2 separate regions of the Homo sapiens genome follow, and region 1 is linked to region 2. The links are chromatin loops, found by intact Hi-C in ENCODE. Cell type or tissue: psoas muscle. All regions are shown on one strand.

What was found. A loop is a pair of places that touch in the nucleus more often than their neighbours do. Peaks named below come from ENCODE experiments on the same cell type or tissue, not always from the same donor. Only the 100,000 strongest peaks of a DNase experiment are listed, where the experiment ranks them.
Region 1: a loop joins it to region 2, with 15 times the contacts of the local background. A loop is called at or near these places in 1 of 110 quality-filtered maps.

Annotation. Positions count from the first base shown.
Region 1 is chr9:71,643,723-71,651,722 of GRCh38, reverse strand. No RefSeq gene overlaps it. Among named protein-coding and RNA genes, the nearest start is that of CEMIP2, 120 kb to the left of the region's middle. In psoas muscle, no CTCF peak of the experiment used is centred here; a DNase peak (open chromatin) is centred at 4,372.
Region 2 is chr9:71,386,329-71,394,328 of GRCh38, reverse strand. It overlaps a transcript of TRPM3 not described here. Among named protein-coding and RNA genes, the nearest start is that of TRPM3, 270 kb to the right of the region's middle. In psoas muscle, no CTCF peak of the experiment used is centred here; no DNase peak of the experiment used is centred here.

The DNA of each region.
Region 1 (8,000 bases), 260 kb before region 2:
ATTTATACAAACATGAGTGCAATTCAAATTTGTTTTGCATGATACTCTGATGAGAAACTGTTGTGTCAAGTAAATTGGGGAGTGTGACTTTGCCTGGAACCAGAATACCAAAATATCACTTCTTATAGAGGACTTGTCTCGTATGTTTTAGGTGAAAAAGTCATTGTAATAAAGCAGAAGAAATTGCCTCAAAAGTGGCATAATATTTCAAGAGCCATTATGGTGAAAATCCTTTCCTTACCAGCTATTATATGAAGTGATGTAACTCTTCACTGACAAAGTTCTCAGAAGAGAAATCTACTTTTTCTTTCCCTACTGTCTCAATTCACTCCCAGCGTTATTTGGTTTCTGCCTCTTTTAGTTTACTAAGTTCTCTTGCCATTGCAAATTGACTGTCTTGTTTAGAAGTACAACGTTTTGACTTGGCTTCTTGGAAGTATTTCACAGAGCTGATCATTTCCTCTCATTTGAGTGTCTTTCTTCCCTTGATTTCAATTTTTTTGAAAAAACATATATTGAGGGACCAAATAGATACAATGTGTCAGAAAACCATTCTAGGTTCTACAGATGTGGAGATGTGTAAAAGTTGGACCATACCCTTGAGGGTTTTATAGGATGGGGCTTCGGTGTCAGGAGGAGACAGGTAATTGCTTTTCTGGAAAATGTGGTACCTGAACTGAGCCTTAAATCTTTTTTTTTTTTTTTTTTTTTTTTTGAGATGAGACCTCTGTCACCTAGGCTGGAGTGCAGTGGCAAAATCACGGCTCACTGTAGCCTCAACCTTCTGGGCTCAAAACTCCTGCCTTAGCCTCCTGTGTAGCTGGGACCATAGGTGCCTGCCACCACACCAGATCATTTTTGTAGGTTTTTTTTTCTTTTTTTTTTATAAAGACAGGATTTTGCTATGTTGCCCAGGCTGGTCTTGAATTCCTGGGCTCAAGTGATCCTCCCACTTTGGCCTCCCAAAGTGCTGGGATTACAAGAGTGAGCCACCATACCTGGCCACAAATCTTAAGTATTAATATGGTTTCCCACTCTTCTTATTTCCTTTCTATCTCTTTGGCTTTTCCTTTTTATTTCTCTTCTTTTTTGCTATTTATGGTCGCTAGTTGTCTTCGTTTATTTGCTGTTATAACAAAATTTACCTTGTATTGGATAATTTACAGACAACAGTTCTGGAGGCTAGGAAGTCCAAAATCAAGGTGTCAGCAGAGTCCATGTCTGGTGAGCACTTGCTCTCTGCTTCCAAGATAGTGCCTCTTGCTGTGTCTTCACATGGCCAAAGAGATGAAACTGTATCCTCACATGGTGGAGGAAGCAGAAGGGCAGAAGAGGTGAACTCACTCCCTCAAGCCCTTTTATAGAGACACTCATCCCACTCATGAGGGCAGAGCCCTGATGGCTTAATCACCTCCAGGTGGCCTCACCTCTTAATACCTTCACCTTGTGGTTTAAGTTCCAACATGTAAATTTTGGAGGGACACATACATGGAAACCATAGCATCAGTCTTTCCTCCTTGACTGTTTATTCTCTTCTCATTCCGCTGACTCCCTATATATGTCTGTGACCTTGATTACTACCTGTATTCTGCTAAGATCTGTCTCTCAAACTCCAAACTAGACACATTGCACCACTTTGAAACACTTTTGTCTGGCCTGGACATTTACTTTTATTTTTATTTTTTGAGACAGGGCCTCACGCTGTCACCCAGGCTGGAGTGCAATGGTGCAATCTTGGCTCACTGCAGCCTTGACCTCCCTGGGCTCAAGTGATCCTCCAGTCTCAGCCTCCCCAGTAGCTGGGACTAAAGGTACATGCCACCATGCCTGGCTAATTTTCATATTTTTTGTGAAGACGAGGTTTTGCCATGTTTCCCAGGCTGATCTCGAACTGTTGTGCTCAAGCAATCCTCCTGTCTTTGCCTCCCAAAGTGCTGGGATTATAGGCGTGAGCCACCACACCTGGTCTGGTCTGGACGTATCACAGGCAAATCAACCTAAGATATCTAAAACGAATAATTATTTAACCCCTTAAATCTATTCTTCCTCCTGTGCTTCCTGTTCATTGGATGGCACCACAGTCTTTAGATACCTAAGCCAAGAATTTAAGAGTCATCCTTGGACTCTTCTTTTTCTCTTATCTACCATGTCTATTTGGTCACCAAGAGCTATTGAGTTTGCTGCTTCACATCTCTCTCATAGCCCTCCACTTCTCTGCATTCCCACTGCTGTCTCCTCAGTTCAAACCTCCTTGTTCTCTACCCATTGTGTTTACCTCCTTCCATCTTCAGACTTCCCCACTTTAAGTCTTTCCATATCGCTCCTGCAGTGACCTCTCAAAGCACAAGTCTGGTCTCTTTATTCCCCTGATTAAAATCTTTCGATCACTCCCTATTGATATCAGGATGTTCTATAAACAGGTTGACCTGGCTTATAAGGCCCCACTGCTGGAACTTCCCTACCTTCTTCCTAATTTCCAACAAATACAACCACATGCGGCTGCTGGTAGACCAGGCTCCCTCATGTTTTTGTGCTTATGTGTTTATTGCTCCTTCTGCCTGGGAATTTTTTTTTTTTTTTTTTTTTTTTTTTGAGACAGAGTCTCGCTTTGTCATCCAGGCTGGAGTGCAGTGGTGCGATCTCGGCTCACTGCAAGCTCCGCCTTCCGGGTTCACCCCATTCTCCTGCCTCAGCCTCCCAAGTAGCTAGGACTACAAGTGCCCACCACCATACCCCGCTAATTTTTTTGTATTTTCAGTAGAGACTGGGTTTCACTGTGTTAGCCAGGATGGTCTCAGTCTCCTGACCTCGTGATCCACCTGCCTTGGCCTTCCAAAGTGCTGGGATTACAGGCGTGAGCCACTGTGCCTGGCCCTGCCTGGGATTTTTTTTGTCCACTTTCTTTACGTGAAAGTCACTTGCAAACTTCAGAAAAACTTCCCTGTCTCCTCCTTTCCCAGTTTAGCTCCCTCTGACCCACAGGTTCCCATAGTGGTATATGAATTCTTGTATCTAGCACTTAACACACCACACATTTATCACCAGTTGATCTGTCTGTAGTTTCTGCTTAGTCTCAGAAGTCCTTGAAGCTAGGGACTGTGTTTTTGTTCTCTGTGGGCTTATCTCCTAGAGTAGTGCCTGACACAAAGGCATAAGAAATGTACTCAACAAATGTGTGTGGAATGAATAAATGAATCCAGGCTTTCCTAAGCACCCATGGCCATCAACCCAACACTGATTCCTTTTTCCATCTGCATTGCAAAAATCAAGAAAAAGGGAAATAATAGAAAAAAGATAAAAAGATTTCTCAATCAAATGATAAATAAATGTCTGGAGAACAAGCAAATCTTGTATGAGGTTTTCAAAACAGTCTAGACTGACATCTAGAGCAAAACCATACAGAAAAATTCCTATTCGGCAAAATGGCATAAAAGATTATGAAAGAGCTTTTGGATAAGTTAAAAAATAGCAACTCAGTGAAAGAAATCCTGAATAGTGAGTTTGAAATTTATTAAAGGATACACGTTTTAAAATAGTCATAGGGGAAGCTTCTCAAAGACTGGAAAGATATCCTTAGGCAGATCTACTTAATGATGATAATAATTGTTGGCCAGGAGCTGTGGCTCACGCCTGCACTCCCAGCACTTTGGGAGGCTGAGGTGGGAGGATCACTGAGTCCAGAAGTTCAAGACCAGCCTGGGTAACATAGTGAGACCCCATCTCTACTAGAAAAAAAAAAATAGCCAGGTGTGGTGGTGCATGCCTGTGGTCCCAGCTATTTGGGAGGCTGAAGTGCGTGGATTGCTTGAGCCTGGGAAGTCAAGGCTGCAGAGAGCCCTGATAGTGCCACTGCACTCCAGCCTGAGTGACACAGCCAGACCCTGTCTCAAGAAAAGGTTATTATTGTTATTTTAGCTAACATATATGAGGATATTCTATGTACCAGGCATTATCCTCAGCATTTTGCATGCATTATCTCAACTAATCTTTACATAACACTATGAAGTATGCCTAACTATTTATGCCTAGGTTGCTGATGAAGAAACTAAGATCTTTGTATCCAGTTCAGCTGGATCAAAACCCAGTGCTTTCTGCCTTCCAATCAGGAGGTTTTTCCTTGGCTATAGAGCTCGACTTTCCAGGCAATGCACAGGCAGGGATGTGTGCTCCAGGGGCCACTCCAGTTCTCAGACAAGCTGCAGACACAGTCAAGGAACAGTTGGCAAGATCATGTATAATAGTGGACCAGAGGCGATGGAAGGAGCTCAACATTTTCACTTAATCCCACTTCTCGCTTTCCTGTGTGGTTTGTGGGTGTGAGTGCTGAAAATGAGCTTCCTCTGCAGGAGGAGGAAGTGGCGGGGCTCGGAGCCAGAATGACTCATCAAAACTCCCTAAGGAAGTCAGGACAACAGCGGGAAACTGAGCTTTCAACATCGGACATTCAGGTGGCTTCAACTGGACATGTATGCATGTGAGAAAGAGGGAGGGAATGAGAGGGGATGCAGTTTAACAAATGAATTATATGGGGAGTGAGTGCAGGAACCTGTCTTCATTTATTCTGAAGCTCCTCAGAATCTCAAGTTCACAGCTCAGCTCATGATAGACCTCTCCCCCTCTATCATGTATGTGCTTGATGAATTAGGAAGATTTTATGAACCAAACATTATGGGATCTAACCATCATACATTTCTATCATATTATTGATCCTTTTATAAAAATGAAAATATGGAGACTAAGAACAGTTATATAACTTGTTCAAGGCCACTCTGAAAATGAGAACTGGAGCTTAGGTCCCAGAGTAGCAGCCCCAATGGGGCACAGACTGAAGGGCTTGGCTTTTGCTGTCTTGTATTGACTTACAAGAGCCCACTGTTAAATATTTAGGAGTTTTCTTTTTTTTTTTTTTTTAATATTTAGGAGTTTTCAAGCCAGTTATTAAATCGTTAGTAGCTTGAAATCAGCATGGCATAAGTATTTATACTACAGAAATTTGTAAATGCTAGAGATGAGGACTCCCTTCCCCCCGACCCCTGCCCACCACCTGGAGACAGATTAGTGTGTCTAACCTGTCATTGTTCCCATGACTATCCCATAAAATAAAGTTTTTATTAAGTGTGACATCACAATCCACTTAGGAGCAGTTTTATTTAGAGCTTCACAGCATCCAACTAAAGCAACAACTTGTCATTTATAGGGCTAGATCCCTATAAATGATAGTTCCAGGGAGTAAGGAAGGTAAAGCTAGTAAGACAAACCAAAAGAGATGTTGCTTTCCTTGTATTTTATTTCTGTTGCAATGCTTTGAAACTTTCTTGTTTATTTACATATTTAAGATCTGTCTCCACAAGAAGGCAGAGGGAGAGATTTCATTTTTGGTGCTTCCCAGTTAGTCGTGTGAAAGAGAATCACAAAAATCTGCCTCTCAACAACAAATATAATCAAAACCAACAGTAAGCTCACCAGCTGCAGTCAAATGAGGAGAAGTTTCCAATTTCACTAACTGTGGAAACCTGGTAGCTAAAGAAAGACTCAGAAGACTCTACCATGGCTGGGCCTAGCATGGCATCTAACCCACACCCACCTTCCAGAGACAGCATGGGAGAGATGGGGAGTCCATAGAGTCCTGAACATTCTTGTCAAAATTCCCCAGTTTGTGGAGAAGGAGACTGAGGGGGTGAGTAGGAAGCCTAGGGAAAGTTAAGAGAAATGCTTAAGTATCATCGCAGGGTATCAGTAGAGAAAAGAAGGGCTTTCCAAGAAATTGGGCAGTAACATGAAGGCTCTGGGCACTCTTGCCCCATGGGAAAGGTTTTGGGGGACTGGCGCCAATAGCCAGGTGATATGCTGTCATACAGGATATTAAGAGAATCTCTGAAGAAATTAGCTGGGTGTGGTGGCTCATGTCTGTAAACCCAGACCTTTGGGAGGTCGAGGTGGGCGGATCACTTGAGGGCAGTTCGAGACCAGCCTGGCCAACATGGTGAAACCTTGTCTGTACTAAAAATACAAAAATTAGCCAGGTGTGGTGGTGCGTGCCTGTAATCCCAGCTACTCGGGAGGTTGAGGCACAAGAATCACTCGAACCCAGGAGGTAGAGGTTGCAGTGAGCTGAGATTGTGCCGCTGCACTACAGCCTGGGTGACAGAGTAAGACTATCTCAAAAACACAAACAAATAAACAAAAACTCTGAAGAAATAGAAGAGCTCATGTCTTCACATTGTGGATTGAGGCTGCTCAGAGCCCCAGCAGAAGGTTCTCCTGTTCCCTTGCACCACAGGCCACAGGAAGATGGGTCTAATACAACATTCACTCCTTCACCTGCTGCCCAGAGGGGAAAACAGCACAGTCTTAGATGAACTGCAAAGGGTGCCAATGAGGCCTGACTTGCAGTCTACCAGAGTAAAGAGAAGTTCTGGTTAGAGCTGTCAGCCTTAAACTTGTGTGAAACAACAACAACAACAAAAATCCAAGCGATGGTGCTAGATAAATTGAGAATAAGGAAGGAAAGAAGCAGGAAGGAAGGAAAAAGGAAGACAAAGAGAAAAAAAGGAAAAAAAGAAGGAAGGAAGGAAAAAGGAAAATGAAGGAAGGAGGGGGAAAGGAAAAAAAGGAAAGAAGGAAGGAAAAAAAGAGGGAAGGAGGAAAGGAAAGAGAGGAGGGAAGAGGGAGAAAAGATGAAAAGGAAGGAAGGCTAGAAGGGAGAAGACAGCATGGAGGGAAGTAAGGGGGAAGAAGAAGGGAAGGAGGAAGGAAGAAGAGAAGGAAGAAAGGACAGGAGGCAGACAAAGGAATGAAAGGGAGGAAAGAGGAGAAGGGAAAGAAGGAAGTAAGGGAGGGAAAAGAAGAAGGGACTAAGGAGGGAAGAAGGAATGTAGTGGGCAAAACACAGTTGAATAGTCCACATTTCCATGGGTCCTTTGGGTCATAAAAGAATTAGAAATAGGATTCCTTGTTAAAAACAGGAATTTATAAAATAAGAATTTAAGGACATGATGGCAGGAAAACCTCAAAAACAAAAAAACACAAAAAGCAGAACAAAATGAGACAGATTTCAGAGTCAAGGGAATAACTTAAGAAACAAAACAATATTATAAAACATACATAAATTAGAAACAACAGACAGCAGAGTACACACAGCTGAAAATCAAATTATTTACATAGAGGAAATGCTGACAATATCATAGTGAATGTAGCAAAGGTAAGAGTTGAATGCAGTTAGAATGAAAGGTCTCACCACCACAGATCCTCCGGCTCACTCTTAGGTCTACATCCCACCAATTCTTTTTTTTTTTTTTTCAGAGCTAGGATCTTACTCTGTTGCCCAGGCTGGAGTGCAGTCATATGATCATAGCTCACTGCAATGATGAACTCTTGGGCACAAGTGATCCTCCTGCCTCAGTCCACAAATAGCTGGGGCTACAGGTGTGCTTTAGCATGTATGACTAATTTTTAAATTTTTCATAGAGATAGGGTCTCACTATGTTGCCCAGCCTGGTCTCAAACTCCCAGGGTGAAGCAATCCTCCCACTGGGCCTCCCAAAGTGCTGGGATTACAGGCATGAGCCACTGTGCCCAGCCCCCTACCAGTTCTTCTATTTCATGGGGATCCCCATCTACTAACCCCACCACTTTTCATTATTCAGCATTTCATTATCAAGCTTTCCAGTCTCATTCTCTCTTCATCCAGCTTAGATTTACTTAAAAGCACATTCCTTTGAAAATCTGAATAATGCTTTTTATTTCCTTTCTGTTTTTTTGCAAATGTCCCCCCTGCTTGGTTTAGAGCACGAGATTTCCCATGTTGAAGGTGTTGACGCTATGTTCTGTCACTGTAATTAACCCCTGGGAAATTAGGAGTTTAAGTTAACTGTCTTGCCTTCCTGTCTTCCTTCATAGTGTTTACTTGGCAAAACAAACAAACTAACAAAAATAAAACTAAAGTGAAAACAAAAACCCTACCATTATGAAAGCCAACTACTTGCCCACTTTGAGCACCT
Region 2 (8,000 bases):
AAGTCATACAATATACACAATTTAGTTTCCTGTTTTTTAAATTTAAAATTATGAAAGTATTTTACTTGCACGTTAAACTCTTTATAAGAATATTTATGATGCATCAATAATAGAATATTTACTATAAATGGCCAAATAATTGTACTGTATTCTTCATTTATCAGTTCTGTAAAACTTCTCATGTTAAATAAACCCAGATGAGGAAGCTTCATTGATTTTTCTGGTGTTTTAGCAGTGTTTCCTAATCTCTTGCTTTCTCTCATGTCTTTGAGGGTCTAATGAAATCAGTGGATCTCTTCTCAGACGTGTGTACATACACAATACACATTTTTTTTTCTGTATTGTAAAGCGGTCTCCAGACCTCCTGAAGACTATCTATGGATCCATTAAAGGAATATAAATCCCGGACTATGAATTCCAATTTTTCAGTACAAACTTTCTTTCAAATATGGGAAAAATCAGGAGAAGAATTTAACTGTGACGTTGAGATGTCTGTCACTTGCTGGTCTCAGTGGAACTTAATGATCTGAGTGTGCTGTGTGGTATACTTATTGCCAACTGTTCAGTACCCTGAGGCCATCTTTAGAGTTTGTTTATTCCAGGCCATTGTACCAGAACGTCTTTATTGATGAAATTGGCTGTGTGCGGTTGGAAGGGGTATGAAGAGTCTCTAGGTTATTAACTTGGGCAGAACTGTGAAGTCACATCTTCAGAGCCTAGAGACAAGTCTCTTTGCAGACACGACTGGCTTGGTTCACAATGGGAAAGTATCCAAAGATTTTCCTTGGTGATTTCTAACTTTTCCTTCAGGTGTTTTCATCTTTCTGTTTGGTATTCCATCCTCAAGCTCTACCAAATTCTCCCTTTCAAGCACTCTTAATTAGCACTTACAGCATTTCCCTTTTCATTTCTTGCCCCATCACTGTCTTGTCTATTTTATTCTTTTCAACCTAGGCTAGGTACTGTTCTGGGACACAAAAATAAAAAGATATTTTCTCAACATATAGTATGTTTCACCCTATGCTGTGCTATTCAAAATCTGTAGAAATTCCTTGAAAGAGGTGATTGTTCTCAAACTTCCGTTCTATGCATTCCCTTGGCTGTTTTATTGCTATAGAAACCTCAATAGGCCTGAAAGTCAATTCACTTCTCTGACTCCCTTGGCCTGAACCAGGCTCTTTTCTTACTGTGAAATTATTCCAATCCCCTTAGACTCAAAACTGCCCAGACATTTTCCACATCTTTATCTCACTGTCCAATTAGAAACACGGTATCCAGTCCTTCCTAGAAAACAAATCGTTTCTTACATTCCTTCCTTTTAATACCTATTGCTCCAGGCCCATAAGTATGACTTAGATTTCTTGTTTACTTTCTACATTGTTCTATATTCCTACCAAATAACATTCCAAAACATTACTTTGATTATATTATACATGTACTCTAAAACATTTGATGATTACTCCATTTCCTAAAGGGGAAAGAGCTTTCAATTGAATAATTATTCAACTAGAATATCTTAAATGCCATTCTCCATGCTGTATAGGGTACAAATGTGATTTTGATGTAGCTTCCCAAGAAACTCACAGTATAGCAGGAAAACTGAGGTGCACATAGTTAACTATAGTGCTATATAGAAGGTGCTGTAAGTCTTGAGAGACAAAGTTTTACTAAATCTGAGAGAAGAGAGTGATAATTCCTTCTGATAGAGAGGCATAGGGGAAGATACTACTTTAAAGCCATATCTGAAAGAAAGTAGGATGTAGACACAAGGAGAAATGAGGCAGCATATTTGAAAATGGAGAGGATAATCTGAAAAAAACCAATACCCAGCCAAGGCAAAAAATACCCCAACAAAATTTGGGGAACTTCAAGTTATCCAATTCGAAGTTGTTACTCTGGCTCTGAGGGCTTTCCAGATAATGGACAGCCATCTTTCTGGACATGTCTCCTTCCATTCCCTACCCACATTGTCCTAGGCTTTCTTGTCTGACAATGCTTTGATTTCATTTTATCCTTTCCTTTTACTTTTCTGCTAGTGGGCTCTTACTTTTCTCTCTAACCAAAGTTCAAACTGCCAGTCTGATGTCCCAATTCACATCTGAAAATGTGTTTTCTTTGTAGGTGCAGTGTTTGTTTTTAAATTAAATTTGAATGCCTAAATGTGGGGCAAGCACACTCTATTTCACCACAGTCTGCCTAATTTTCATTGTCATATTTTCTAAATTGGCTTTTCTCTTTTTAGTTTCTGCTCAGGCTCTTGTCATAGGGATTTAAAATCCCTTGAGCTCACTCAAATTCTACTGAATTTTTCTTTAAGAAAGACTGTCCAAGCCACTGTAGCCCATAGAAATAACTTCTATCTTTAAATTTTCTTTCTCTTCTGATCATACTGTTTTATGCCTTTCAGTTATAAATTATGTATTGCCTTAAAATACCTCTAAATTGAGTGATTTAATAGCTGCTTAAATGTTTAACTATTATACCTTATCTCTTCAGCCAGCTGAAAGAACTAGAAGTATTTCATGCCCACAAGAATGACTTAAATTCAGCATGAGTGCAAAAAACATTAGGTTGAACCATAAGGAATTACTACTTTTGTTTGTCCAAATGGTTGAATATCAGCAATTTGAAAGCATTTGATGTAATAGTCAAATTCGATTTTTTACCTTGCAAATTTATAAAACTCCCCGAAATGGATTTTTAAAATTTTATAGCTAAATATTTGTTTATTTAGCATCTTTCATATGGAAACATTTCAATAACGTTTGATAGAGCTTGACCACTGTATTTATAAATTGAGCTTAAAAAGTCATTTTAATCTGGGCATATGAAGAATAAATATCATTAATCTATACTTAAAATAGAAAAATCACTATTTTGTTGAGGAAAGGTAACATCTTAGGCAAGATCACGTCATATTTTATCAGCGATTTTTTCATAGAAAGAAAGAGAAGTAGACAGTTGTAGTTGCTTGAGTATTATCATGGACTCAGTTACTTGAACTTTAATTCTGGTCTGAAACAAGTCACTTCATCTTTTTATCTTCTGTTTCCTGTTGTGTAAAATAGAAATAATGGTAATGATACCTTTCTCACAAGCTTGTTGGAAGGATCAAATAAGAGAACATGTAAAAGATTTCAAGGATATGCCTAGTACATAATAGACACTCAGTTTCCTTTCCTTTTTTTGTTCAGGCAGCGGTGGTCTTAGGGAGAATCTTAGTTACAAATGACAGTAATTTGTAATCATCAAGACTCGGGAAAATATTTGCTTTCTTATCTACTCACGTTTTATTCATTTGGATCTACATAATAAGTATCTCTGACTTTGTGTCTCAGTACCTTTACCTATTCATCTATTGTTGCTTTTTTTGTCCCAGACAACTTCAAGTCTCTTAATCTTTGCTTGAACTATAATTTTCCCCACACTCACTAGGGCCCATTTCTCCATACCCTGTACTTCTTTCTTCTTTGCAGCACTCATCACAATTGCAATGGAAAAGTAATCGTGGAGCTCAGTGTTTAATATCTGCACCTTTGCTAGTACACCTTTACTAGTACAGTGACCATGCTGATTTCATTTGTTGTTGTTACTACAGAACCAAGCATAGTATCTGGCCTATAGTATTGTAATGTTTAATGAGTACTTGAGAATCAATGATTGACAGTTTTAATTCATACATTTATAGACAAAGACCTAAGAGTGGCCCATGCACAGCCAAGATGGAATAAGAGTCTGTTAGCTGGTCTCAAACTCATTTTCCAGCTATAAACTACCTAAAAGAAGTACAGATTCTTATTTATGAAACTGGTAGAAAGGAGAATCTTGCCTTTAGTGAAACCAGTGACATGAGCTCTGTATTCAAAATGATCAGAATATAAACATTTGCGAGTAACTAATGCTGAAATTTGGAGAATTAGAAATGCAAATGTTATTCAGAGTATAAGAGCCAAGTTCAATTGCTGACTCAGATGAGAAAGTTAGTTTTAGTTGATACAGTGAATTTACCATTAAGTTTCCTTTATGTGTATAAAAAACATAGTAAATTCATTCCACTTGTCCCTTACCCACTTCTCTTCTTTCTTAAATATACTCCTAATAATTTTGCCTCCTGCTTTCTTCCATATGCCAGTGAGATGAATCTATCCGTGCATATTTATCTATCTGTGGATGTCCATGGATACCTATCCATCTATCTTATCTATCTCTGCATACCTAACTATCTACTGATATCTATTTAACTCATGTGTCATATCTGGAGAATGTAGATAACTGTGTATGAGTGTGCACACATGTGTGCTTCTATGTATGTATTTCACTAATGTTCTGAAATATTTTCCAAATAAGTTTTTTTTAATTTTATTTTTCCATAAGTTATTGGGGTACAGGTAGTATTTGGCTACATGAGCAAGTTTTTTAGTGGTGATTTTTAAGCTTTTGGTATATACTATACCATATTTGTAGTCTTCTATCCCTTGCCCCATTCCTACTCTTCCCCTCAACTCCGCAGAATCCTTTGTATCATTTTTATGCCTTTGCATCCTCATAGCTTAGCTCCCACATATCAGTGAGAACATATGGTCTTTGGTTTTCCATTCCTGAGTTACTTCACTTAGAATAATAGTCTCCAATCTCATCCAGGTCACTGCAAATGCTGTTAACTCATTCATTTTTATGGCTGAGTAGTATTCCATCTTATATATGTACACCACAGTTTATTTATCCACTTGTTGATTGATGGGCATTTGGGTTGGTCCCATGATTTTGCAGTTGTGAATTGTGCTACTATAAACCTGCGTGTGCAAGTATCTTTTTTGAATATTGACTTCTTTTCCTCTGGGTAGATACCCAGGAGGGGACTGCTGGATCAAATGGTAGTTCTACTTTTAGTTCTTTAGGGAATCTCCACACTGTTTTCCATAGTGGCTGTACTAGTTTACATTTTCACCAGCAGTGTAGAAGTGTTCCCTGATCACCGCATCCACACGAACATCTGTTTTTTGATTTTTTTTTTTAATTATGGCCATTCATACAGGAGTTAAGGGGGTATCACATTGTGGTTTTGACTTGCATTTCCCTGATCATTAGTGATATTGTGCATTTTTTCATGTTTGTTTGCCATTTGTTTATCTTCTTTTGAGAATTGTCTATTCATGTTCTTAGCTCACTTTTTGATGGGATTGTTTTTTTCTTACTGCTTTGAGTTCGTTGTAGATTCTGGATATTAGTCCCTTGTCAGATGTATAGATGGTGAAGATTTTCTTCTAAATAAGTTTTCCGGATGGGTTGTTTGAATTTCGTTTGGAGTTAAGACATCTCTTCTTTTTATCATGTAACATTTTGTTATTTTCTCCTTTTGTGCTCAAAGAAGCTGTTGTTTTGCTATAATTTTTACGGCAGGATCTGATACTTTGCAAGTGGCCAAACCTGTTCACATTAGTTTAAGTTCCCAGATACCTCATTTTGATGCTCTGAAAAACAGTAGACTCTGTTGATCCCTGGGCTCTGGATGGCAAATCTGCATTTCCTCTCCTGGGGCACTGAAGCCACATTAGGGAAATTGAAGAAAAAAATTCTTTTTTGTTGTTGTTGAGTTTTAAGTGACTTTGCTCTGAAGCTAAAGTCTCCCTTGGGTGGTACATGTAGAACTGTTAAAGAATTGAGAGGCTAGTGAATGTGTCTGTAGGCCCGAATATACTCTGTACTCTGTCAACTATTCTCAAGGCTGAAATAGGTAGGACTGGGAGGAGTATGGATTAATTCTGCTTCAGTGTTGATGACTTACATTTTTCTTAAGGAAGTTTTTCATACTGTCATTGGCTTTCCTTTGTGCATCTTACATTGAGGCTGAAATAATACAGCCAATTCCACGCATGTACACTAAGGCTCCGTCTCAGAAGTTTTGTGGGGAATGATTTGTGGCAAATTTTTCTTCTCACTTTTTACATTTTTATTTTAAATCTTTCTCATCACCCAGGCGCTTACTTAGACTCTGTCAGACAGAAGTGATTGAAAATAACCAGATATTTTACTTTTCTTGAAAAAAACAGCGATTTTACTTTTTTTATTCTTCTAAACTTTGTGTGTCTATGTATGTTTCTGTATGAGATTGTAAACATAAAAACATGAAAGTCAAGCTTCAAGGAAAGTTTTTTCCTCTTAGCTCATCATATAACTGGTCGTTCCTCTTTTTGTTGTATAACTATGTAAGATGGATGCTGCCAAGATCTTCCTGACAGTGGCACAGAAATCCCTGACTAACAAGTCTTTGATTACTGTGGTTATTTTGAAGATAGGAAAAGAACCCTTCATCTTCTTAGAACCAGAGCTGCCCAAAGAATATTATATAGCAATTAAGGAGTTATTGGAGAATGTAGATGATGTAGAAATATATGCACAATATATGATTGAGTAGAAAAGTATGTTATAACATAATAGAAAAGTTATATACGTATGCATCTGTGTGTGCCCGTGTCTGTACATGTCTTGATGAATATTTATTTTGATGTTAGTAGTGGTTGTCTCTAGAGATAGTATTTTGGTTTAAAATTTTTAATAAAATTGCAGTAAAATTAACTAATAATGGAGGTAACCTTTCCTGAGGGCTTACTATATGTTAGGCATTGTGAATGCGATATCTGACTTGTTTCACTTCTCAAATTACTTAATATTATACATATTTTAATAAGTAATAAAATAATGTTGCTGTTTCAAAAGAAGTTTTCCTTTTTCTTCCTACTTTGCCAACAACAAATATTTAATTACAGAAATTGTGGCATTAACATTCCTTTTCATGAAGATTCAAAGTCTTCCATTTTATTATACTTCAAGAAATCTCTTCATAGGCAGTTTATAGATGTAAAGTAGAATGGCTGTTGGTATAAGTTAAGATGTGGTATTTAGGATTCTGTCACTTTTGAACATCTGTGGCTCTATAAACACTAGGTCCTTCCCTGAGAGAGATCCCACAGATGATTTGCTGCTATAAAATTAAAGATCATGCTCAATTATCTGGTTTGACCATGAGGATTTAGAATTCAGAAACTAGGTTTGATGAATTCTTTGGCGTTCTTTGGTCTTCAATGCAGTGGTTCCTGAGGCTGTTGAGGAAGCTTCTTAACTGGCTTACTTTCCATCCATAATTAGGAAACCATTGCCCTTTTAGATAATCTAAATTTTCAAAAATCGAGTCTAATTTATTCCTTCTAACCTCATAGATCATTGATCTATTCATACTCGGTCTCTTTCCCTGAAAAATTTGACCTAACTTATTCTTATATGTTAGATAACTATCTAATAAGTGTAAGAACCATCAGTTGAGCAAATGCTGTCTCTGAGAAAATCATTTCCAAAAATTCTGACTGTTAGCTTATGTTCTCAGTGCCAATGGAAGATCACATGTACTTACTAGAAAAGGATAAATGTTTGTATTGTGTATATGTCTGTCAGCCAAACACATGGTAAACTAAGAATCAAATTGATTTTTACGGAACACTGATTGTCATTTTCTTCAGAAACTTTATAATCTATTCTCAGGTTTTGGAATATTTATTAAAGTTATTGCTATAAATTAATGTTTTGAGCCCTTATCCATGGCTTAAGCTACAGGCCAACTATATAATAACTGGTTTAGTGTTATATAATGAATAATATCATATAGTAATAATTATTTAGGGATTACCATTGCAGCATGAAAATCAATGAAAATGAGTTATATATACACAGTTCCAATATCCAATTGACTACCAGATACATCTGTACCTTGATATTGCACAGACAGTTCAGAGCCAAGATTTCTAGGCTTATTCTTATTAGTTTTGCCAACTCAGCTCTTCGGAATGTGTTCCCTTCCTATATTTGCTATCTTTTTTTTTTTTTCAAAAGACAGAGTCTTGCTCTGTCCCCAGGCTGGAGTGCAGTAGTGCAATCTCAGCTCATTGCAACCTCCACTTCTCGGGTTCAAGTGATTCCCTTGTCTCAGCCTCCCAAGTAGCTGGGAC